3 separate regions of the Homo sapiens genome follow, and regions 2 and 3 are each linked to region 1. The links are chromatin loops, found by intact Hi-C in ENCODE. Cell type or tissue: sigmoid colon. All regions are shown on one strand. Region 1 overlaps INSC (INSC spindle orientation adaptor protein). Region 2 has its middle 14 kb from the start of INSC. Region 3 has its middle 16 kb from the start of CYP2R1.

Region 1 (8,000 bases):
TTTCATACCAAAATAGCAGAACTGAATAGTTGCAACAGAGACCATATAGCCTTCAAAGCCAAAAATATTTACTCTCTGGCCATCTATAGAAAATTCTTGCCGAGCCCGGTTCTAGCAGGTAAGGAAGATGTCATGACCACGGTGAGAGGAACAATAACTAACATATATCGAATACTTGCTTTGGGCAAGCACTTTGCTAAGCCCCTCCTTTCATCAAGTCATTTATTCCTTGCCATCCTGTTATATCTCCACTGCTTACAGAAGAAAGGGAGACTCAGAGACGCGAAGCCACTTGCTCAAGGGCGCATAGCTAAAAAGTAGCCCAGGCAGTAATGTAATTCCAGCTCTGCTGGGCCAGAGCCAGCCTGGGCTGTTAACAATTGTGCAGACCCAGGACTCAAAATCTGATATTGTGAGGCCAGTTTCCATGCTCCTTTCCTCCATATCATATTGCTTCCAAAGTTGGGAGAAGTTCTAGAGACACCCATGAGGTCCTTAATCTCTCCCACCCTCCACCCACACCCCCTCCCTGGGTTCTGTCCATGCCTGCCACCCTCTGTGAGCTGGGCTGCTCAGCACTGCCCACAGAGGCTCTGGTGAGGTTGGCCATTGTCAGTGTTGAGGATGGAAGATGGTGAAGACCAGGCACAGGCCGGATTGTAGAAACCACAGAGTGACAGGTGAGTGAAGGTGGAGTGGGGAAGTGTGGTTCCCTGGGGCTCTTGCCAGCCACCCACTCACCGGGCATGGTTCGTGGCCAAATTAGATCACATCAAAGTTCCAGCCTTCTCCGCCTGATTTACTGGCCTGGCCTTCTCACTGAGGTTCGCTTAATTAATTGGCAGTGGGAAACGTGCTGGATTTGGTGAAATTCGTCTCTGTTGTGCAGCTTCCCCCTCCTTTCCTTCAACCGTGAAGAGGTTCATTAAATCCTGCACAGCCCCCAGCGGAGTTGTGGGTCTAGACAGGTCACTGCATCCATCCCAATTGCTGCTGTGTCATGCCTGAGCCTTGCTGGGTTTGGGGGACTTTTGTGGTCATAGATTCAGTCATGGTCTCATTCATTCACTCACGGGAAGTCACTTCGTCTCTGCTTCTTCATTCCTTCTGTTTGCCAGTCAGTCATTCACTTACTTTTAAACTCACTCAAATTCCAGTGCTTTAAGAGGGTGAGGCAGGAGCAATGCATGAAGCCAGGGGTTCCAGGCTCGCCTAGGCAACATAGCTAGACCCTGTTTCTTAAAAGTAAAATAAAATAAAAAATAAGTAAACTTACTCACTCATTTGTTCTCTCACGAAGTCCACCACTAATTCACTCTATGAATTCCTTCTTTTATCACTGAAGCAGCCTATTACAGTGGAGAGACTGAGAACTTGGAGAATCAGGCAATCCTGGGTTTGAACAGATTTTTCTCACTGTGAGCTTGGATATGTTATCCTGGGGGATTTGCTTAGCACAGTTCCTTGATCAGTAAAATGAGCCTATAAAATCTACCTCATGTATAGTAATATGATGCTTGGCACAGAGTAGACAGCGAATAAATGGTGGCTACTGTGATTGTGGCAGGTATAATGCTAATCACTTGGACTTTGAAAATGAATGGAAGGTTAGGGTCTGGTGGGGAAGGGAGGGCTGGCATGTGGGAGAGGGGCTGGCCTGGTCAAAGTTGCAGTGAAGTGCACACATGGAGAAGTTGGGTGGTCCAGGGGGGATGAGTCCTCACAGTCTTTCCCTTTAACAGACGAGGAAACTGAGACTCCGAGACAGTGTTTCCTCAGTCATGAATGTAGAGCTTGGATGCAAACCTAAGTCTGGCTGGTTCTAAACTCCTGCTCTTTCCTCTGCTACCTGGGGATAGCTGGTCCTTCTGAGGCAGGGACTGCAGAGGACTGGGAGCCAGGTTCTCTGTGTTGGCCTGGGCAAGGGACGGACACAGACACCCAACAAGCAGGGATGGAGGCAAGATGCCAACACACAGCAAAGGCCTCTCCACAAGTGTCTGACAGGCGTTTTGAGGCCTCATTCTTTCTTTTCAGAGCTGTCACGTGGAGGTCTGGTTCATCTGGGCTGCAGCCTCCCTGCATCCTAAGCTTCAGGACATCTGTCCTTCCTTCCCTGTGTCTTCATCTGACATCACTCCTCATTCCCTACCCCTATGCTGGGTTCTGGAGAAGAGACAGGCTCCCTGCTTCCCAGGATGGCTGAAGGGGGAGAGGCCCAGCAGGACAGACAGTGGTAAGGGCTGTCCCATGGCCATCAGAGGCTATAAGCAGGAGGCCCCACCTCTGGTGGGGTTGCCGGTGTAGGCAGCACCAAAGAGGCAATGAAGCTGGGCCCAGAAGGGCCAGGGAGGAGCTCCCAGGCAGACCAGAGGAAAGCAGTCTTAACAAGGGCAGGGGCAGAGGGGACACCACAGCAGGGAGCCACCCCAGCAGGGAGCCACCCAATGGGGCTCCAAGTCTCCAAGTCTTCCAGGGTCTTTGTGTTCAGTGAATTGGGGGAGCCCCAAGGAGAAGGCAGTGTTCTCTGGACCTCACTTGGGAGAAGACTAGAGGGAGAAAATGAGGGCCAAGGAGGGAGTAAGGGCCCCAGAGCCACACAGTCCAGCGAGAGCAGATGAACCCAGCCTGGTCAGGGTGGACTGCTGAGGGTGGCCTTCCTGGAGGACTGGAGCTGGCAAGGTGAACTGGCATTACCAAGGGGGAGGACTGCAGGGTTTGGGGAAGAATGAAGAGAGGTGAGGGAGCAAGTCACTTCTCCTGTCTGAATCCCAGCTTCATCTTCTGTAAAATGGGACTCCCACCTTCTTTATAGGGCTGCTATGGTGATGCAATGAAGCAATATGGGTGGGTCTTGCAGCAATGGTGCCTGCGTGGAGAAAGCACTCTGCCTGTGTCTGTTTCCTTTTCCTCCTCCCATGCCCATTTGTCTCTACTTTTCCAGGCTGGTCTGGGGAAAACTTCACATTGCCCCCAAAGGACCTGGTTATTGGGGATTTTGCAATGACCATGGCAGGGTGCCAGGTACTCTGAGTGGTGAAGGGGAAGGTCAGGGCACTGCTGGTTCAGGGATTGATTGTGGTTGGATGGGGCCAGGCCAGGATGGGGTTGGAGGGGGCTGGAGACTAGAGCTGGACTGCGGACTATGGTCCAGATGAGGGGCTGGAGATGTTAGGGATAGGAAGCTACAGGTCTGTGGCCAAAAGGAGTGGGGGGCACTCAAAGCCCAAGGCTCAGACAACCTTCAGGACAGTTCTGGTCATTGTCTTTTCCAGAACTGAAAGACCAGAGACGGCCTCACTTTCAAAAAGCATCCTTTTATTCTCACTCCTCCCTTTTATTTTATTTTTTCAAATAACGAGTTAGTTCACTCTGTGCTGGAGCCAAGGGGGTAGTTTAATGAAAATCAATACAGAAATTAAAGATGAGGGGAGAGCGGGGAGGACGGCTCAATTTCAAGTCCAAGAAGAAAATCACCAAGGGCAAGAGCTGGAAAACTGCTGCCTGTCTCCATGCAGCTCCTTCACGCCCCACCCTCATTTCCTGGGGCAGCTTCTTGGAATCAATAGGCCCTGACAGCTGAGGTGCTGGGCTGGAAGAGAGATGAAGACAGGGAGGCCTATATTGAGCTCTTGAAATCCCAGAGGCCCTGGGCAGGAGGGAGTGGGCTGCAAGCGGGAATGGTGGGGAGGCTCTGTGGCCCCAGCTGCTGTTTTACAGGGGTCTGTCTCCACTGTCTGCTCCCTGTATAATTGCAGATGGTCATAAATAGTTAATTTTTGCAAAAAATAAATAAAAAATTCAAACAAGCAAAAAAACCTCACTTTAATCAGTTTTTCTCACCATTATGCCCATTTGCTTTTCACGGTCATTTTGTAAGGAAGGCAGGGAGAGATGGTCACCTCCATCTTATTTACAGAAGAGCAAGTTGAGGCTGGAAAGGATAGAGATACTGGGAGGGACAGAGGCTGGACTGAGAACCCTGCGTTTTTGCTCCTAATCCTAAGTGTGCCCCCTGGTCCCATTAGGTGAATGGTGTCATAGTGTGCAGATCCCAAAGCAAAGCTACTACTTTCTTGCTAGAGTTGGTTCTAATATATAAGCCAGGCTGGATAGAGACAGAGGGGCTGTGAATGCAAGGCAAAAAAATCTTTGCTTAATTTGTCTTGCAATCCCTTCTTACCTAGGAATAGCTTTTAGAGAGAGGGAGAGAGAATGCCTCTGAATGAAGGTCGCAGATGCCTCTTCACCTCTCTTTGGCACTCAACCCATCTAGGATTATCAGCTTCCTCCACTCCTCACACCCCCAAACACTAGCCTTCAACTCCCATGGGAATGGGCTAAGGCTTTGCAGAGAGGCCCAGGGTCCCAGGTTAGCTGTGCTGTGACTCTGGCTGACAGGCAGAAAGGAACTGAGGCTGGCACTGTCATTGTCACTCTTCCCAGCCTTGCAAGGGGGCAGGGCCCATGATTGAGCCTTCTCAGAGGGACTGTGGCTTGTTCACTTTCGACATACCAAGGCTCCTGTCTGTCTGTCTTGATGGCTGGGGTGGGGGCACTTAAGGAGGCCAGGATGCAAAGAGGCAGGAACTAAATTAGCCACACTGCCCCACCTGCCCTCTCCCCTTCTAACAAAGACCTAGGCTGAGATTATGGGCCAGTACTTTCCAGACTGAAGGAAGGCTCGGGGACTGCGCCTTTCCCGCCAGGTCCAACCTGAGTTTGGAGAAGGGATGGGGCTGCCAGGCAGTCCAGGTGCCTAAGTGCAGCAGTGGGTTTGCAGGAGCAGGCTCCATCCGCAGAGGCTCGGTGGGACCCCATGTGCTGTGCAACAGCGACCCCTGGTGGATAAGAACACCAGTGGCCGCTCCATCAGGCTGCCTGGGGTAGGCTTCTCCTGGGGCTGTTGAGGCTGGTGGTCTCTGGGCTCCAGGACCAACAGTCAGGGCCAGTGTGTGGGGCGGAGTGAGTGGGGGAGTAGGGGAGGTTTACAAATTCAGGGCAGTGAGGGCTTTTTCCTACTGAGCCAGCCTCCGATGATGTAGGCAAATCTTTCATTCCAACATGTATCTAACTTCCAGATTTCCCCAGAGAGTCTGTCCTGTGTGTTCTTGGAGTGGAAATCTTCCTAGGCCTCCTAGTTCCCACTGGACAAAATCCAAACCCCTCAGCCTGGCACTGAAGGTGCCCTCTGAGCAAGCTGCCTCCAGCACATTGCCCCTTTGGTAAACAAGCCTGGGTTTGGTGCCCAGCTCTACCACTTATTCACTGTGTGTGTGACCTTGCACCCCTCTGAGCCCCATTTCATCACAGGTGAAAGTGAAGTGTCAATCCCTGCCTTGCAGGTTGTGAAGATGATACAAGTCAATGCTCCATAGATGTGAGTTATTTTCCCCTTCCCACCAAATTTCTCCACCAAAGGTCTTTGGGGCCTCCTTGCCTTGGAGCCTCTGCCTGTGCTGGGTGTCCCAATGAGAGTTTCACCTCCACTGTTGACATCTCGCTCTAAGGCCTCCTCTGGACCTCCTTCCCGACTGTGATCCTCCCTCCTTGGTGCTCACACAGTATGTGGTACTGCTCTGGAAGCGTATCCCACACTGCCTGACCTCAAACCTCTGCCTTGGCTTCCCCACCAAGAGACACTATCTCACCCACTTCTTTAGTCCATCAGGGAAGTGGTTTGCACACACAGGTGAATAATGTTTGCTATGAAACCAAATAAATACCAATTGAAGATTTCTGGTTCGTTCTTCCTCATTGCAGATGAGAAAATAGAGGCCCAGAGAGGTGAAATGATGTGCACACCCACATTCCCGAGATCAACCACAGGGCTGAGACCAGAATGCAGAATGTCTGACTTCACTTGAAACAGCATGGCAGGATGCTGTGATCAGTTTCAGACCCTGATGAGGGGTGGGAGTTGGGGGAGTATAAACATCATAGGGTCCCTCAATAAGGACAGAATGGAATTTGCCCTGAGCCCCTGTTTGCACCACTTAGCCCTGGCAATTTGCACCGGCTTTGCCCGTCTCCTAATTCTAATGGCCCTAAGCCCAAGTTCTTAGGTCTCAAAGAGACTTAGGGAGGTTGGTGGGCCAAGATGAGCTCTGCAAGTCAGCCTGAGATAAGTCAGATGAGTAGAAGCCCTTTGAGGCTGGCTATGTTTCCTGGGTAAAGTTCAGCAGGCTTGATGTTAGTGAAGAGATCCTGGGACAAGTTCTTCATTTGCCACTGATTTGCTAAGTGACCACAGGGAAGTTTTCTAATCCCTATGAGCCTCAATTTTCTCATTTGATGGGATTCCTAGTTCTGCTGGTATCCTGTGGCATATGAAGTAATTTTGTGAGATGTAATGTGATGAACAAAAGTTAGATGTTTAGCTGGCAGGGCTAGGAATTCTAGCCTGTTCTGTGGGCTACAGACATGCCTGTTCTGTGGGTTTGGGTTGTGTTGAGTGGGTGGTGTTCTTCCAGGAGTTGTTAGAAGAGAGCTGGGTGCCTGTGAATTCTTAGATGGAGCTCTGCATTTGAGAGTTTGTGTGTGTGTGTGTGTGTGTGTGTGTGTGTGTGTGTGTGTGGTGGAGTGGGATGCAGCAGGCTTAGCAGGGTAAAGTTGTTGTGTATCTCCTAGCTGGTCCCAAAGAATCTGGTGAGAGCAGAAAATAAATGAGAAGTCTGATGAAAACACAGTGCTGTTGCTGGGGAGAAGGGAGGCCGTGCTCACAGGGAAGCAAAGATTGCCTAGGACATGGGACAAGGTACAGAGGTGGCACTCTCAGCCACCCCTGAGTGCTTCTGGAGTGGGGCAAGTGCTAGTTTGGAGGGGAGCAGGGTAAAGGAGGTTGCTTGGGCTGGTGGGGTGGAGGGAGGATTGAAAGGATGATACACTGTGAAGGTTTAGGGTAGAATTTGGTAGGCAGGATCCACTTCTGGGAACAGTCTGGCACTGACAGTGCAGCATGGACAGTAGGCCAGCCCTCAAAGCCCAGAACTAGAACCATCACCCACAACCTGCTGCCGGCAAGTGGTGGGTCCTCTGGTCACCCACAGAGATAAAGAGAGACAGGGAGAAGGAAGGAGGATAAGAAAAGGGGAAGAGACTTACTGGAGGAAGAGAAAGGGAGAAGAGCTGGAAAGACACAAGCCCAGCTAATGGACAATCAATTTCCAAAGGAGTGTTTCGTTCTCTCTTTGGGCTACTTCAAAAATACAAACCAAGTTATTTGGAGATTTGTAATAGCTGGACATACAGTGCTCTGCTTGTGACCAACTTGAGTGTACCGTCCTCTCTTATTATGGTTTCAATTTTTATTTTCCTGATGAGTAATGGTTTTGAACACTTGTTCACATCCTTACTGGCCATTTGGTTATCATCTTTTGTGAAATGTAGGGCTGAGTCTTTTGCCCATTTTTAAAACACTGGGTTGTTTGTCTTTTCTTATTGATGTATAAACTTTGAAAAACACGTTCTACATATAAATTCTCTTAAGATACATATTATCAGCCTGTGGTAGGTTTTTTTATTCTCTTAATGGTGTCTTTTGATAAATAGAAATGCTTAATTTTGTTAAAATTCAATTTATTGACCTTTTCTTTTGTAGTCGGTGCTGCTTGCGTCCATTTAAGAAATCATTGATTTTTCCAAAATTATGAAAATATTCTCCTAATTTTCTTCTAGGAGCTTTATTGTTTTGCCTTTAAAATTTTGGCTTATGATATATTTCAACCTAATTTTAAAATGGTGTTCAAGGTCAATTTTTTTCCCATATGGATACCCAATTGAGCCAGCACTGTTTATTGAAAAGACTGTACTTTCAGCACTGAATTGAAGTGATACCTTTTTCTTTTTTTTTTAAATAGTGATACATGCATGAGTCTGTTTCTGGATTTTTTTTTTCTGTTCCATTAGCCTTTTTGTTCATCTTGTGCCAATAGAGCACGGGGCCCCTATAGTCTAATACATTTTTCTATTTGGTAACATAAATTAACCAACTTTGTTCT
Region 2 (8,000 bases), 110 kb before region 1:
TGCAAGACAAAGTCCTCTTTACCCTCACCTCTCCTCTCCTTGAGAAGGAAGGAGTTTCTTTTGAAGCTGTGAACTGCACTGTCTGAGGTTGGGGGAGGGTGGTGCAAGCACTCCATCGATTGCTCCAGCTGGTGTCTCCCTAGTTTGCATACACCTGAAATCCATTGGCTCTGAGTCCAGCCCAGCACCAGGACTTTCCCAGGAATTGTAGTCCTTGTGGCCTAGACCAACTTTCAAGTTTATTTGGAACCCCAGAGTACTTTATCCTGTGGTGATGAGACTTGCCAGAGCTCAGGTTCTGACCACAGGGATGGATGATTCACCTTTGGCTAAGGCTGGTCTAAATGCTCCATCTATGGACACCAGCTGAGTTCTGCCCCATGTTACTTTCTGCCATGACAGGGCAGCACTGAGTTCCAATGCCGAGCCCCACGATGACTGTGCTCTCCCTCTCCCAAGAGCACAGATTCTTCACACCATGAGGCTGATGCCAGGAGATGGAGAAGGGGTGGTATAGATGATTCAAGACTGTCTTTCCTACTCTCTTTAGTGCCTCTTTCCTTCACTTTTTAGCGCCTCTTTCCTTAATATGATGTTAAAACCTGGCATTGTGATCTCTCATCTAATTTTTGGTTGTTATGAAGGTGATTTTTTTGTGTGTAGTGCAGTGGAACTTCATACTGTCATGTTACGACATGACAGCAACACTGTCATGAGTTCTACTCATGCAACTACTCAAGCAACACTGAGTTCTACTGCAATGAGAATTTGTTTTTAACACTATCATGGAAAGTCCTTGAGTTTCAATGCATGCCTTGAGTTGAGAGTTTTGGGATGTAGAGACATAAGCATTTACCTCCACTCTGAGATCTTTGGAGTGTCCAAACTTTTCTATTTGATGAGAACTTAATTACAGGTAATCAGTTTTATGCTGAGCGTCATAGCTGCTAGATCTTTATTCTGGGACATGAATGAGCCTTTGTGCTATTTGTCATACATTAGCCAGATAAATGATCCTGTATTTCCCATATTTTGCATATTTTGCTAAACATTTCTTTCCTTCACTGCACTCATGGTATCAATCTCTGTATCAGTTAGGATTCTTGGCTGTAAGCAATAGAAATGGATTCAGGACCTCTTATGCAGAAAGGCAAATTTTTGGAAGCATATCAGAGTTTCATTGAATTATTGAGGGTTGGAAATGTGGGAGTGGCTTCATTGGGTGGTCCTGGTTCAGAGACTCTCGTGAAGTTGCAACTAAGATGTCAGACAAAGCTGCAGTCTTCAAAGACTTGAATGGGGCCAGAGGATGTGCTCTAAGGCTGCTAATGTGTCTGTTGGCAAGAGGTTTTAATTTCTTGCCATGTGGGCTTCTTCAAAAGGTTGCCTATGTCATGACTTACCTCAGAGTAACTGATTGCTGGAGTATAGTACGTGAGTGGGAAGAGAGAATGAAAGCACAAGATGGAAGTTGAATACTCCTTTATTCCCAAATTACTTTTGTAATATTCTATGGGTGACATTGACCAACCGTAGCATAATGCGGGAGGGAATTACACAAAGGCAACAGTACTGGGAGACAAGGATAATTAGTGAGTATCTTGGAGGCTGCCTACTACAATGGCTAAGTGGAGGACAAAGCTGAGAAATAATAAAAAAATCACCAAACAAACAAGAAGAAAACCTAGGGATGCTCCAAGGGCTGGACAGCAAAACTTCAGAAAATGTCAGAGGGGAGGAACAAAACTCATTATGTTGTTATTGCCATAAACATAGAGACAAAAGTCTTTATGTTGTTATTGCCACTGTAATGGTTATGACTTTTAGTCATTCTACATTTGCTCAAGATTGAGAGCCCTGGGAGAGAGCTGAGCCTACCTCATGTGCTTGCATCTCCATCATGCTGGGTTTGTGAGAGAATATCTATTTAATTCAGCTTCCATCACAGGGAGCAAGCACTACCTTCCACCAAGACTACACACAACAGGGAATTCTCCAAATAAGAGGTCAGGATGCTAACTGGAAAGAAGGGTTTAATGCTAGATACACCTGCCCTTTCCCAGAAAAGACAGTATCTAATAGAGTCATACAAAATTGAGGGACCTCCAAGTGGCTAATGTGATGTGTAGTCTGAGAGATCTATGTAAATAATTAAATGTAGGAGTCACTGGAATTTGAATAGGAGGTATTTGAGATTATGATAATACACAAAAGAGCTAGTGAGTGTTTGTAGAGACAAGACAAGAGGGCAAGAAGGAACACAGAATATTTGAGAGAGTAGGAAAAGTCAGGCTCATGGATACTGCCTCTTTTCTAATTTCTCACTGTTTGAAACACATCCAGGAACTGATTCACTTGTAAGTCCTTGCTGCTGTTGTGTCTCTTAGTTTTCTTTTGTCTGAAAGTGCAGTCTTCCTCAATAGGCTAGAGCTCTTATCAAGCAAGGACTGTCTCATTCACCTCTCTCTTCACTCTATAACTCAGAGTTGTTTAGCTATGTTTTAACCTGCCCAAGAGGAGGGGATCTAGCTATAGTTGGTTATCCTGCCCATGCAAAAGCTCAAGAGAAGAAGCCACTCCTGGATGTTAGCAAACAGCTATAGAAAAAGTGATTGATACTTTGCTTTAGAGGAGAATAACCTTTTTAAATTGCAGCATTCATTTGATGATTCTTCAGTAGCCCTCAGATCTAAACCTCTGGAAATATAGAAGTTGCTATGCAGACAGAGATAAATTCTCACTGTGTAGTATGACTTGTGTGAAGGAATAATATACTGCTTGTATAACTTTTAATTCTTAGTAAATGAATATTGTGGATTAAGCTCTCCTTATAAGGATGAGACAATAAGTAATAAAGCCAGGGGCCTTCTGTAGGAGATAAGGTCTCACCTCTAGTGTAAGCTTGTTACTTTTCCCAGTTATATGGGGCAATAGGCCTGCTTCTCAGATAAGAAACTAGAACTTGGGAGAACAGGTCTAGGTCACCAGAAGGGAATTGATCCCTTCTTCGGTTTGGATTTCAGGAAAGGGTTGTTGAGATATGTAGGAAAAGGCTCACTGACGATGGGTGTTAAGATGACACTGACCCCGTGGAGGTAGGCTGGAGACTGAGAAGGTGGGAACTAAGGGAACAGAGTCAACCCTTTGAAGCTAGTTTGATGATTATCTCTCTGGGATGGAAGTGAAATATTATAGAACTTTTGAGCCCTGAGAATGAGCTCCTGATGGTAAAAACCAGCCTTGGATGATAAAGCCAGACTTCACTTCCCTTTGGTATTTATTTACTTGTTGCCCTCCAACTGGGTTTTGTGAAATCTGTTCAAGTCCTGGATGAGACCTGGATGGTCTCAGCTAAGCTCTGAGGGTACCCAGGTTGACTCTTGTGTTCTATAAGAGTTAGAGTTATAAAGGAGAAGTCATAGTCCACTTGCCTTTGGCCATTAGAGCATTTGCAGTGTGGATGCAGAACAAAGCATGAACATGTTCCATGCCTCCCCGTGTATCACTGAGGCGGTGCCTGGAGAATCGCACCATCTCTGTGTGCCCTTCCTAAGCCAGGCTATGGTCACATTGCTGGTCCCTGCTTCTGCTGCCTCCTTGGCACCCCAAACCTGGATGGCATCCTCTAGAAAGGGTGCAAAGGCAAGAGACTGGCTTCTTATCACTTAGTTTCCAGAACTATGAGCCGAAGGCCTAAAATTTTTTCAAGGATTCATGAAAATGTTCAAGTTTACAAAGCATATTATTGGCTTCAACATATGAATATGGTAAGACAGGTAAATAAATGTTTATTTAAGTGTCTTCATGTCTGTTGGTCTACTAAACTCAACTATTATGTAGTTGTATAGAAATTGTATTCTATATGAGATATAGATGCATCTTATTATGATATTAGGTGAGAATTTCAAAATAAAAGGACTAGCAGCAGCTTAAAATACTGTCTCTCCCTCAGTCCGTCCCGCTAGGTGCAAAGCAGCCTCTTATCCACCAGAGGGCGGACTAAGCCCCGCTTCAGCTTCCTTAGCCAGGATCCCCTTCTCCCAGGCAGATCGCAAGCAGGTCTCCCAGATTCATCTCTAATTCTTCCTTCTTTCTGAGCCTTGGTTTTGTGGCCTGTAAATTTGAATTAATGGTGCCTCCTTCACAGAGGTGAGGTAACATTCTTCCAAAGCACTTGGGATTCCGGGGGCAGGTGGTAATGTTAGGGAGGAGGGAGGCTTGAAGTTTCCTCTCATCTGAGAAACCTTGCTGAGACATCCAGAGACTGAGAATACTAGTGAGACCCATTTTGTTTTATTCCTGATTTCCCTCAAAGCACAAAGGCTGGGGCAGAGATGGAAGAGTGGTGGGAGTGGGGGTCATTACGGGCATGAATGGAGATCCCCGAATTTTGACACAGGACTACTCTTCTTGAGCCTGTCCTTCCTTACTGAGATTTATTATTTCAAAATGCTGTCTGAGCTCAGAGGAGGCTTAGAGATCTCCTGGCTGGAGATGGGGTGGGGGTGGGTGAAGAAAAAATTAGGGAGGTTTTATGGAGGAGTTAGTCTTGACCTGAATGTGCTGGTAGGGTTTTTTCAAATGAAATAATTTAAATAACTTGTTTTCCTAATTATAAAATAATATATACACAATACAGAAAATTTTGAATATAGCATCTCTCCCCCCAAAAATATATGTGTTTCTTAGTTATCCCATCATTCAGATAAACCCACCATTAACAGTTTGGCGTATGTTCTTTCTTTTACATCTTATCTTAGTTTTGTTCCTGCTGCTATAACAAAATACCACAGACTGGGTGATTTGTAAAGAATAGAAATTTATTCCTCACAGTTCTGGTGGCTGGAAAGTCCAAGATCAAGGCATCAGCAGATTTACTATTTGGTTAGGGTTGCTCTCTGCTTCTAAGATGGCACCTGTTGCTACATCCTCATGTGGCAGAAGGGCAAAAAGGGGGACAAACACTGTGTCCTCACATGGCAGAAGAGATGGAGGGGGGAGCTCACCCCCTTAAGGCCTTCTATAAAGGTGCTAATTCCAGCTGTAATAGTGAAACCCTCATGATTTAGTCACCTCCTAAAGGCATTGCCTCTTAATACAATCACCTTGGAGGTTAAATTTCAACATATGAGTTTTGGAGGCACACATACATTCAAACCATACCACATCTTTATGTACATATTTATAAACATGTATAACATCAAACCTCTTTAAAGTCTGTCTTTTTCAGTGTGTATCTTTCTATGCTATACTTTGTTCTTCTATTATTTTTTGCTTATTTCATATTACATTGAATAGATGTGCCAGAATTTATGCAATGAAGCCCTATATACATGTAAGTTGTTTCCAGATTTTAATTATCATAAAAATGCTATAATAATCATCTTTGGAGCTAAATTTTGCAAAATGTTCATATTGTTTCTTAGCAGGGATACACATGGGGATAATCTGGGACCACTTTAATCTAATTTTAATCCAATGCGATACTATTTTTTATCCTTTCTAGAAATAGGATTGTATAGTCAAAGGGGAACTGCATATGTAATTTTGCTAGATTTAGGAAATGTGGCATTTTGTATTTCTACCCATCTTATATAACGGTTCTTCTTTCTTGCAGCCTCACCAACTGGATATGTTGTCAAATTTATAGATGAATTTCTGGATGACCAGATGTAGGAGGAACTAGTACAACTTAAGCAACAGACAACAGAAACAGACCCACAGGTTCAAATGTAGGGGGACCTAACAGGAAGAGAAATGTCAGCTCCATATAGGGAAGCACTTTCTGTCACCCTATCTGTCTAAAGGTAGTGTGAGATTCTCAGGCAGTTATAGGCTTCCTGTCACTTGAGGTGTTCAAGCACAGGCCAGATGACCATTCAGCAGAATGTAGTAGAGAAGTTTCAGCACCACTTTGGCATCTAGATCAAGGACCTTTAAGACTGGAGAAAAATACAAAACCATATTGATTGCTTCATTTTAAATACCTGAATCCATGATTATGAGAGACTTAATTAGGCCCTTATTGCTGCTATGGATTTGTATGTCCCTAGTCCTTTCACTCTCCCATTTACTTCTAGATCACTTTTATATACCTTCCTCAAACTCCCAGCACCCTCTCCACCATCCTTATTCTAAGCTTCTGACCTTGCTTGTTACTTCACTTAAAGGATGGCATCAATCAGAAGAGAGCCTCCACAGACTCTTAACAAAACATCTCTACACCTACTGGCATCTGAACATAGGTGCTCTTCTCCCTTGGTTGCCATCGATTAACTTTCTGTGCCCCTAGCTGGAGCCATTTCTTTTATTTGTGCAGCAGATCCCTCCCCTTTCCACTACTCAAAGGCATTGCTTCAGCCGTTACCTATCTCTGCCTTCACCTCGTACTCCCCTCACTCCTTTGTTTCACCTTAGTGTTCTTCCTGCTCTTGCTCAAAGATACCAGCCATACTCTTGCCTTAGAATATTTGCTTTCACTGATTCCTTTTTTTGGGAAAGCTCTTCTCACAGATTTGCATTATACATAACTCTTTCACCTCCATTTACATTGACTAGGCTTAAAAAATATCTAACTGTAGGCTTTTTACAGGAGTTACCTAAAACATGAGAATACAGAATGGCAAAAGAAAAAGAATGAAAATACAATATACCATGCAAACACTAACTAAAATAACGGCAGTGTAATTAATATTAATTTGACTAAAATTGACCATAAGACAAAAAGCATTAAGAGATAATGAGGGCTATCTTAAGATAACAAAATGTAACATTTCCAGCAGAATGTAATAATTGTAAACGTATATGCACCTAATAACATAGCCTGACAGTATATAAAGCAGAAATACACAATTATATTGGGACATTTTAATTCATCTCTCCCTTAATTAACTCCTCCTATGGGAATGGTCTATTTATATCTTTCTCCATTTACTAGGTTGTGAGGACTCCAAGGTAGAGACCCTGCCTTAATCATGGTTGTATTCCTAGTGATGTGCATGGTGCCAGGCATAGGATTGGTCTTTATTCATTAATGTTTTCTGTACTAGACTTTCTCTGGCAGTAGTGAGGTCACCATGTTCTGAAGCATTCTTTAGGAATGTTCTTACTCCTAGAAGGGACTTAGTCTTCTGGATTGAAAGCTGTCTCTCTCTGCACCCCACCCTCACTACCCTATCCTCATGGGCCTTGGGCATAGATGGGTTCTGGAGGGCCGGCGTTTTAAATCTTGAGTAGTGTTAATTGTAGGGAATTTAAAACAGATCAATTTTTTATTTCCTACAAAGTCCTGGGCTGGGCATGGTTTCTATTAGAAGGATCCTTTATAATGGATCCTCAATAATCTAATACATCCTCAATAATTTATCTGAGGGTTTGCATTAAGGCTTTTCAATTATTCAAATTGTCAGATTTTTCATCTCTTGGTGAAACTTTTCTGGAAGCTTCTATTTCAGTTGTTGCAAGTGCTTGATAGCATAGCTTCTGCCTTTGGCAAGCCCTTAGCCAAGGGCTGTAAATCTGGGCCTATCAAAACCATTATGGCAATTTAGAGGCTTTCTGGAGTTCAGTGCTTCTATACAGAGATTTAAATGAAGCAGTGTCTGTGGGGACTTAGAGAGTTTGTAGGTCTTGGTTTTTCTCTGGGTTCTGCTTATAAACCATTCAGCTGGGCATCCTCCCCCATAGCTTCTCTATCATCTCTGCTCTGCTCTGCATCTGGAAGAGCTGATCTTCAGACCGTAGCACCTGGACTCTCTTGTTCCCTGATTGGGTTCAGCCAGCAGAGGAACTGGCTGGAGATCAGAGGAAGGAGCAGAGACAGGTTAGGGAATTTCTTCTCCATTTCTCTTTGGAGCTATGATTTTATGATCACAGTTTCTTCTGGGTAGCCTCTTCCAAGGCTGCCCTGGAACACCAGTAAGTGATTTACCTGCTTGTCCCTCTAGAATTGGTGGTGGTAATGGGTTCCCGCAGTTGTCAGTCCCCGCATGCTTCAAACC
Region 3 (8,000 bases), 300 kb before region 1:
AGGTTGGATTCCTAGCCCTGTCAGATCCTATTTCAAGTTTAGATATGTTCTTTGTCCTGGATGTTTTTGCACTCGTTTTTATCATTAAAGACATTACGTTAAAATATTACTCTGGATTCCTGAGATTTTTGGCACCCCTTTACATTTTGCAATGGAAACAAGTGCCTCACTCATCTCACCCCAGTTCGGGCCTTCCAGGGCACCTTTATAGAGAAACTGATTTTGTTCACCAAATAAAACGAAGCTAGTCTTTGCCCCAGCAGTTTGCTTTCCTAGGTAAGGAGAGATCAGATATAAAATGTAGATGTGCTCTGGATTTATTCTTGATTGAGGATTGCACCAGGCAGCAGCAACAAAACGATTTTGATTTGCTGAGTCTGAATCTAATTGATCCACACAGGTTTCCCTTTGCTCGCTATGCTTAGGTCTGGCCTGGCCCACTGGCTTCTGACAGGGTGGCTTTTATTTTGGAAGTGTGAGGACGCACTGGACGGTCGCCACATGGGGATTTCTGGTTGAACAGTTTTCAGAGAATGAAATCAGTTCCTTCGTGGTTTTCCTGGGAGCATTTCCTGAGCGCTAGAAAAGTTCGCCTTTCTAGGCCCAGATCGCACAAGGGGCAAGCAAAGCGTCAAAACAGCGCCCCCTGTCGGCCGCGAAGGCGTGGCGGCCCGCGGACCGGCGGACCCCGGGTCATACCAGCTGTCCGGGTGCACAGGCCCAGGGGCCCCACGACCGCGGGTGTCGGGACCGTGGGCTCCACTGAGGAGCCCACCGAATCCTTCGGCCTGGCCAGGCGGGGGGTCTTCTTCCCAGTCCGCGGAAGCCAGGTCCGGGAGACGGCGGGGCTCACTGTGCCTTCGGACCTACACTCTGCTCGGGGGCCGGATTTCTGCAAAGCGTCCACTTGGAAAGAAGTTTCACTTGCAGGGAAGGCGGGTGTACGCAATGATGGTCCGTGTGTCCGGGATGTGAATGCCAACCAAGACTGCGTCCGTTGGTGGAGTGTGCGCGGGTCCTCCGTGAGGGTGCTTCTGGCAGTCACAGTTCACGAGTTAGCGAGAAGATGGCTGGGAGGCGGCGAGCCCCCGCTCCCGGGGCGCGCATTTCGAACTCCATAGGTATGGGTGAGTTGGTTAGCATTGGATTCGAGTGCTTGTTCTTATCTGAGTACAGACACCTGGTAACCTTCGGGCCTGCAGAGGCCCCTGTGCTCCTTTGGAGGGCGCTGCAGGACGGGCTGGGTTGCATCCGGGCCTTTACCCCAGGTAGCCGGCAGCAAGTGAACTGGCCTGGATTGGCCGGCCCAGGGCACCTCCACACACAGAGCCCCGCGGCACAAGGCAGCTGTGCAAAACGGTCTCTAGAGGGGCTGCCCTCGCCCTGGTGAATGGGCAGGAAGGCGTGTGCATATGTGTGTGTGTGTATGTGTGTTCGGGCGCGCGTTGGGGTGCAGCCGGCCGGTCGTAGGCTGCGGTGAAAGGTGGCTTGTTATTCTGGGCACCGCAAAGGGTTTCACTTCCCCTGGGTGAGCCTTCTGGGGGTGCTGTCTTGGGCAGAGCGCCAGCCCCAGTGGTACCACTGCTGGGGAGCCCGCTGGGGTCCGAGTCCGCCCACTGTGGGGATGTTGTCTGCTCTTGCCGTTAGCCCCGCACGTTCTCTGCATTTCCCCTGGTCTCTCCCCTTTGATCTGGAGGCGCTGTTTCAACGGCTGTCAGTCTCTAGAAGGGTAAATTCGGTTCCGGTCATTCTTCCAGTGGGCCCTTATCCCTAATCCTCCCTCTCCTCTCGCCTGCTCCCTCGGAGGCGAGCTCCCTGTTTGGGGCCGTCACGGCGCCGCGGCGTACTCTGCGCGCGCGCGGAGAGGCCCACTTCGGTGGCAACCTGAGCTGGGTCCAACACTACGGTGTGTGCCCCTTGGGGAACAGTCCCTAAATCAGCGCAGGGCAGCAGGCGATCCCAAGGAGATGGGTTTGTCCAGGGGTTTGGCCTTCTAGAGAGGCATGAGGCACCCGCATCTACGTTCAGGTGAAGCTACGGAGCTCAGTCCCTACAGACAGCCGGAGCCTTGGGCTGTGTACCTGTCATTAAATGTTCCTGGGACTAGGAACGTGCAGAGCAAGTGTGTATGTGTGTGTGTGTGTGTGTGTGTGTGTGTGTGTGTGTCTGGGCTATTGAAATAACGACCTTGCCCCGGGAAAGATAACCCCAGCTGTCTAAGTGCCTAAGGAGGGAGACAGTGAGCCTGCCTTCTTCAGCCATATTGGGCAGAAAGCCTTCATGGTAGACTAGACCCACAGGATGGGACTAAGTGCCTTCAACCCCAAGCGGAACCCGGCACCCTCAGGCCTGGACATCTCTCTCTGCTCTGTGAAGCTTCCAAACCGTTTACATTCATGAATGCCTTCAAACTTGAAGGTACCCCACTGGGGCAATGAGGCCTAGATAGTGTCCAGTTACTTGCCTGAGGTTACACAGGAACAGAGGCAGCACAGGAAACCTGGCCTCTAGCCACTCTGCCACACCAACCTCTTGGGGAAGGGCCCCAAAAGACACGAGGAACCCTAGGAGACACTCTAGAGAGCCCCCTGAACAAACGCAGAGCTGTGTGGAGCCTGGAGTTTTAAATTCCTATGAAGAACAAAGCCAAGGCAGACTACAGGAGGGGCAACTGAATCCCCCACCCCCAGCTCCACATGTTGTTCTAGGCCCTGGGGAAGGGTGCGTGGAGAGATATTTCATGAGGAGGTGTGAAGGGATGGAAAGACTTGGAAAGGGGACCTGAAGCCTGAGGAGACTTGGGGACTCCTAGTTAGGAAGTGCCTTTGGAAAAGCTATGGAAAATGGGCGGAGCCCGAGACATCCTCTAAAGAGTCCGGGATAGATGGGAAGAAGGATCTAGGCTGGTGGGCATGGTAGGGAAGAAAGCAGGTATTTAGGGCAGAAGCTCTGTGCAGTAATGAGTACCATGCTTTCGCCTTTAGATCCAGGTGTGAACATACCGAAAACTTAGCTGTAGCTGGCCTGGCCCCACTCACTAGAAGGTGAGAGAAACCCCTAATATACCAGGTTACCTTAAACGACTGAAAAAAGCTGTGACAGTGACCCCAGCTGGGGATTAACTGACTTGCCTAAAGGCGGCATCATTTTACTTGTTACATAGAGCAAACAAAGGCTCCCAGAAGTTCTCCCGCTTGCTGGCTCTCAGTCTTGGTCCTGTGCCAGGCAGGCAGCCTCCAGGCAGCGCCATTCAGGTGAGACAGCTTGGAACCAGGGGCTCCTCTGCTCCCACTGCCCCTGGGACCAGGCAGCTCTGTGCCTCTGAAACCATGCATGGCTCCCGGTGAAGCAGTGCCCACAGGTGGACCCTGACCTCATGCCCTGTCCCCTGGGAGTCGCAGTGGCCACATCCTCAGGGGAAGAAGCAGATACCAGGGAGCCTGGCTGTTTATCCTGGGGAGGGGCAGGCAGGGACTCACAGCCTGCATTGAGTTTGCTTCCCCTCCACAGGTCTCCCGTGGAGAGCAGCCCAGACCCGGCCACACTCAGTGAGGAGGAAGTGCGCCTCCTGCTGGCTGCACTGGTGCAGGACTATGTGCAGATGAAGGCCAGTGAGCTGGAGCAGGAGCAGGAGACAGAGCTCCAGGTGAGGCTCCCCAAGCGCCCAGAACAGGGCCTCCTTTCCCCGCAGCATACCAAGAAGGCGGATCCCAAGAGGTAGGAGAGAGCACACTGGCAAGGGGTCCAGCAAGCTGATTTGTTCAGGAGGACTTGGAGCCCAGCCTTTCTCAGGCTCCAGGGGAGACAGAGGTCCCAGTGCAGCTGGAAGGACTGTGGTTAGACACAATAAAAAGCTCCGTTTTTGAAAGCTGTTAGGAAGTGAAATGCGAAGATGTGGAATCGCTCACTGTGAGAATTGCTCTTGCAACAATAGCTCTCATTAGATGGGATAATTGTGAAATACATGTACTTTGTTTAGTGCTGACTATGAGCTGGTTACAGTTGTAAATAGTTGACTGATGATTTTGATCCTCACAACAATCTGTGAGGAAACTAAAACAAGTACGGTTAAGTAATTTGTTAAAAGTCATAAACTAGTAAATGGTAAAGCTGAGCTTTAAAATCCGGGTAGTTTGGCTCCACACTCCATTTTCTTAACTAGTATTTCTACTGCTTCTAGTTAGTGAGTGTGTGAAGACCTAGCATGGGGGCTGGAATACAGTAGGTGCCCTAATGTGTTAGGAGGTTTTAGACTTGCTGTTTCTTACACTTTCTCCTTCCGTTTCAGTCAGTTCGATTTCTGATGGCTGGTTCTCCCCATTCCTTCCCTTTCTAAGGTGGAGAGTAGATCTCAGGTAGAGCAGCTGATCACCAGCAGATGGCAACAAAGACTGTCCAGATAAGAGCTAAGAGCTCTTTACAATGTGATGAATTAGTAGTTCATTTGTAAAAAAGAAAACTGAAATAGAACTCATGGAAATGTTTCTCATTTCTGAATAACCAAATACACAGGAAACTAAGTAAAATCCTTAGGCTTAATTGATGTTGAAATGCCCTGAGAACATTTGTTGACATCCAGAGTGATATTGAAAAGAACTGATTGAGGATAGTGAACATCTTCATTGTGTTTGTAAACTCAGGAGGAATGCTCATTCAATATGATGTTAACAGTGGGATTTTTCATAAGTATCTTTGTTCAGAATAAGAACATTCTTTTCATTCTAGTTTTCTGAGAGTTTGTATCAAGAAGGTTCTTAAGTTTTATCAAATGTCTTTTTAAAATCTATGTAGATGATCATATGGTGTTTCTCTTTTATTCTGTTAATGTGGTGAATACATTGAGTTTTGGAGGTAAAACCAATATTATATTCCTAAAATAAACACCATTTGGTCATGATCATCATTCTTTTCCACATTGATGATTTTTGATTTACTTTTCTTGTTTGTTTAGGATTACTACATCTATATTTATGACATATATTTGCTTGTATTTTGCCTTCCTGGTGATGTCCTTATAACTTTTTGTGGGATTCTACTAGTTTCATTAAATGAATTCGGAAATGTTGCTTCTTTCTTTTTTCTCTGAAAAATTTCTGTTTGATTAATTATATTTCTTCCTTCTTGGAGCTTCCTTTGTGAGAGAGATTTAAGTTATATATTTAAGTCTTTATCAGATACAGAACTATTCAGATTTTCCATTTCCTCTTGTGCAAATTTTGGTAGCTTGTCTTATATAAGAAACTTGTATATTTTATCAAAATTGTCAAAATTATTGGCACAAAATATTCATAATATTCACTTATTTTCTTTTAATGTCTTTAGGATCGCTAGTGGTATAACACTTTTTATTCTGGATACTGGTAATATGTATTTTCTCTCTTTTTATCTTGCTCAGTTTTGCTAGGGGATTGTGAATTGTATTAATCTTCTCAAAGAACCAGCTTTTGGCTTTGTTGATTTTCTCTCTGCTATTTCATTAATTTCTACTGTTATTATTTTATTTTTCTCCTTTTTTAGATTTAATTTATGTCCTTTTCTTCTATCTTCTTTGGATGGAGGCTGAGGTAACTGATTCCCAACGTTTTGTTTTTTCAAATATATGTATTTAAAGCTATAATAACTTTTTAAAATAATGGTTTTTAACTGCAGCCCACAAATTTTGATGTCATATTTTAATTTCAATATTTCAATTGAAAAATATTTAAATTAAAAATGTTTTTTATTTTCTTTATGACTGCTTCTTTGATACATGGGTTATTTAGGTATATACTGCTAAATTTCCAAATATTTTTCTGTTATTGATTACAAATTTATTTTCACAACGGTTAGATAAATACTCTCAATGATTCCAGTTCTTGGAAATTTATTGAGAATTGCTTTATGATTAGCATATGATCTATTTTGGTAAATGTTCCACTTATCCTTCAAAGATTGCATATTTTGGAGGTGTTGAATGTAACATTGTATATAGGTTGATTGGGTCAAGATGCTTAATTGTGTTGTTAAAATCTCATTGACACTGTTTTTTTTTTTTTTTTTGAGACGGAGTTTCACTCTTGTTGCCCAGGCTGGAGTGCAATGGCGTGATCTTGGCTCACCACAACCTCTACCTCCTGGGTTCAAGTGATTCTCCTGCCTCAGCTTCCCAAATAGCTTGGATTACAGGCATGAGCCACCACGCCTGGCTAATTTTTGTATTTTTAGTAGAGATGGGGTTTCTCCATGTTGGTCAGGCTGGTCTCAAACTCTCGACCTCAGGTGATCCACTTGCCTTGGCCTCCCAAAGTGCTGGGATTACAGACTTGAGCCACCATGCCCAGCCATACCATGTATTTTTTTTTAACTGCTTTTTCTATCAGCTACTGAGAGAGATAAGTTGAATTATACAATTACATACATTTGTCTAGTTCTCCTTCGGGTTCTTTATTTCTGTTGTATATATTTTGAAACTATGCTATTAGGTGTATTTAAAATTTAGGATTTTTTTTTTCTTACTGTTTCAGGTCTTGAAATGTTCTTTATCACTAGTAATACTATGTATCTTAAAGTCTGCTTATTTGATATTATATAGCCACGCTATGTATATTATGTTAGTGTTTTTATAGTATATCTTCCCCATTTTCTAACTTTCATATTTATAAACAACATATAGTTAGCATTTTTAAAGACAGCCCGACCATTTTCTTCCTTAATTGGAGTGCTTAATCCTTGTACATTTAATATAATTTCTGATATAGTTGGGTTTGTCTTCTACCTTCTATTTATTTTGCTTTAGTCCCATCTGGCCTGTTTCTTTATTTTTTTTTCTTGTTTTCTTTTGTACAAACTAAGTGTTTTGTTCATTTTTTCAGTCTTTCTTTTCCTTTCTTTCTTTTTGCTTTTCCTTAATTGTAGTAGTGACTTTGTCAAAACTTGCCAAACTATAAATTTAAATGCATTTAATTTTATGTAAATTATACATCAATAAAGTTGATTTTAAGAAAAGATAATAAAAGAATAAAATAGAATACATAAAGGAAAGGAAGAAAATTTAAATTTCTTTCATATGTTTAATTAAAAATATATCCCTTTCCATTATCTATTTCTCTTTATACACTCTCCATTGTGTTTATTCACTAATGTATTACTTCTACTTTAATGTCCATTTCCAAAATATTTTTTCTTTTATTTCTAATGCTTTCCTTGGTTTTGTAAGCTCCATTTTCATATCTTCCTGCTCTCTTTTCTCCAATAATATTATTTCTGAGTTATTTTGATCCTAATTTAAGTTGTTCTTTTGATCCTAATTTATATTGCTCTTTTGAAACTTTTATTATTTTCTTAATTTCTTTTACCTTGTTTGTTTAGAATATTAGCATATAGTTTTTCCTATTTTGTGGGCATGTCTTTCTGGCTTGTTTTCATTGCTTGCAAGAATATTTTTCTGATAATAATTTTGAGGTTTCACTAATTTTATTTCTGTTGCTTGTATTTTAGTAAGACAAGTTTTCCTGTACTAGAAGGGAAGACAGCCGGTGTAGCTTTCCTAGCCTAAAGGTTCTAGAGCATCTTCTTCTGCAGTTTATTTGAAGTGTTAAAAAATACTGTGCTCTCTGAAATGGGCTGACTCTTCTTTCCTTTTCTTTGCTCCTTTTGTTCCTGCTCAGTACAGGGGCTTTGTCCTATAACTAAGATTTGGGCCCGGAATCCAGATCACCCCAGCATTCTCTGACTTAATATTGTCCCCTTGCACTCCCTTGCAAATTTTAGTCTACAAAGCTCCTCCCAGTTTTGATTGATATTTTCCGGAAGAATATACCTGCAATACATATAAAAACAAAGCATTCCTAGTAATATCCAAGTCATATATAATAAATAAGGAAAAGAAGACTACCCAATAGAATAATGTATACAGGTTACAAACAGGCAATCTATAAAGGAGGAAACCTGAATGTGAGATAAACATATGGAAGGGTGCTTCATCTCACACATAGTTGGAAATGCTTAATCTCACCCATGAT

What was found. Hi-C counts contacts between places; a loop is a spot of excess contacts. Peaks named below come from ENCODE experiments on the same cell type or tissue, not always from the same donor. Only the 100,000 strongest peaks of a DNase experiment are listed, where the experiment ranks them.
Region 2: a loop joins it to region 1, with 14 times the contacts of the local background. A loop is called at or near these places in 101 of 110 quality-filtered maps.
Region 3: a loop joins it to region 1, with 11 times the contacts of the local background. A loop is called at or near these places in 50 of 110 quality-filtered maps.

What each region holds. Positions count from the first base shown.
Region 1 is chr11:15,203,971-15,211,970 of GRCh38, forward strand. All of the region lies in intron 7 of INSC (INSC spindle orientation adaptor protein), which reads left to right. Among named protein-coding and RNA genes, the nearest start is that of INSC, 93 kb to the left of the region's middle. RefSeq lists a silencer at 4,791-4,840. In sigmoid colon, a CTCF peak has its summit at 4,846 (motif pointing left); DNase peaks (open chromatin) are centred at 3,018 and 4,831.
Region 2 is chr11:15,097,298-15,105,297 of GRCh38, forward strand. No RefSeq gene overlaps it. Among named protein-coding and RNA genes, the nearest start is that of INSC, 14 kb to the right of the region's middle. RefSeq lists a silencer at 3,910-3,959. In sigmoid colon, a CTCF peak has its summit at 3,999 (motif pointing right); a DNase peak (open chromatin) is centred at 3,984.
Region 3 is chr11:14,904,349-14,912,348 of GRCh38, forward strand. It overlaps the pseudogene CALCP. Among named protein-coding and RNA genes, the nearest start is that of CYP2R1, 16 kb to the left of the region's middle. RefSeq lists enhancers at 1,381-1,480, 1,661-1,770, 3,413-3,912. In sigmoid colon, CTCF peaks have their summits at 659 (motif pointing left), 862, 3,571 (motif pointing left) and 4,389 (motif pointing right); DNase peaks (open chromatin) are centred at 643, 1,213, 1,533, 3,573 and 1 weaker place; H3K4me3 peaks cover 1,466 bases.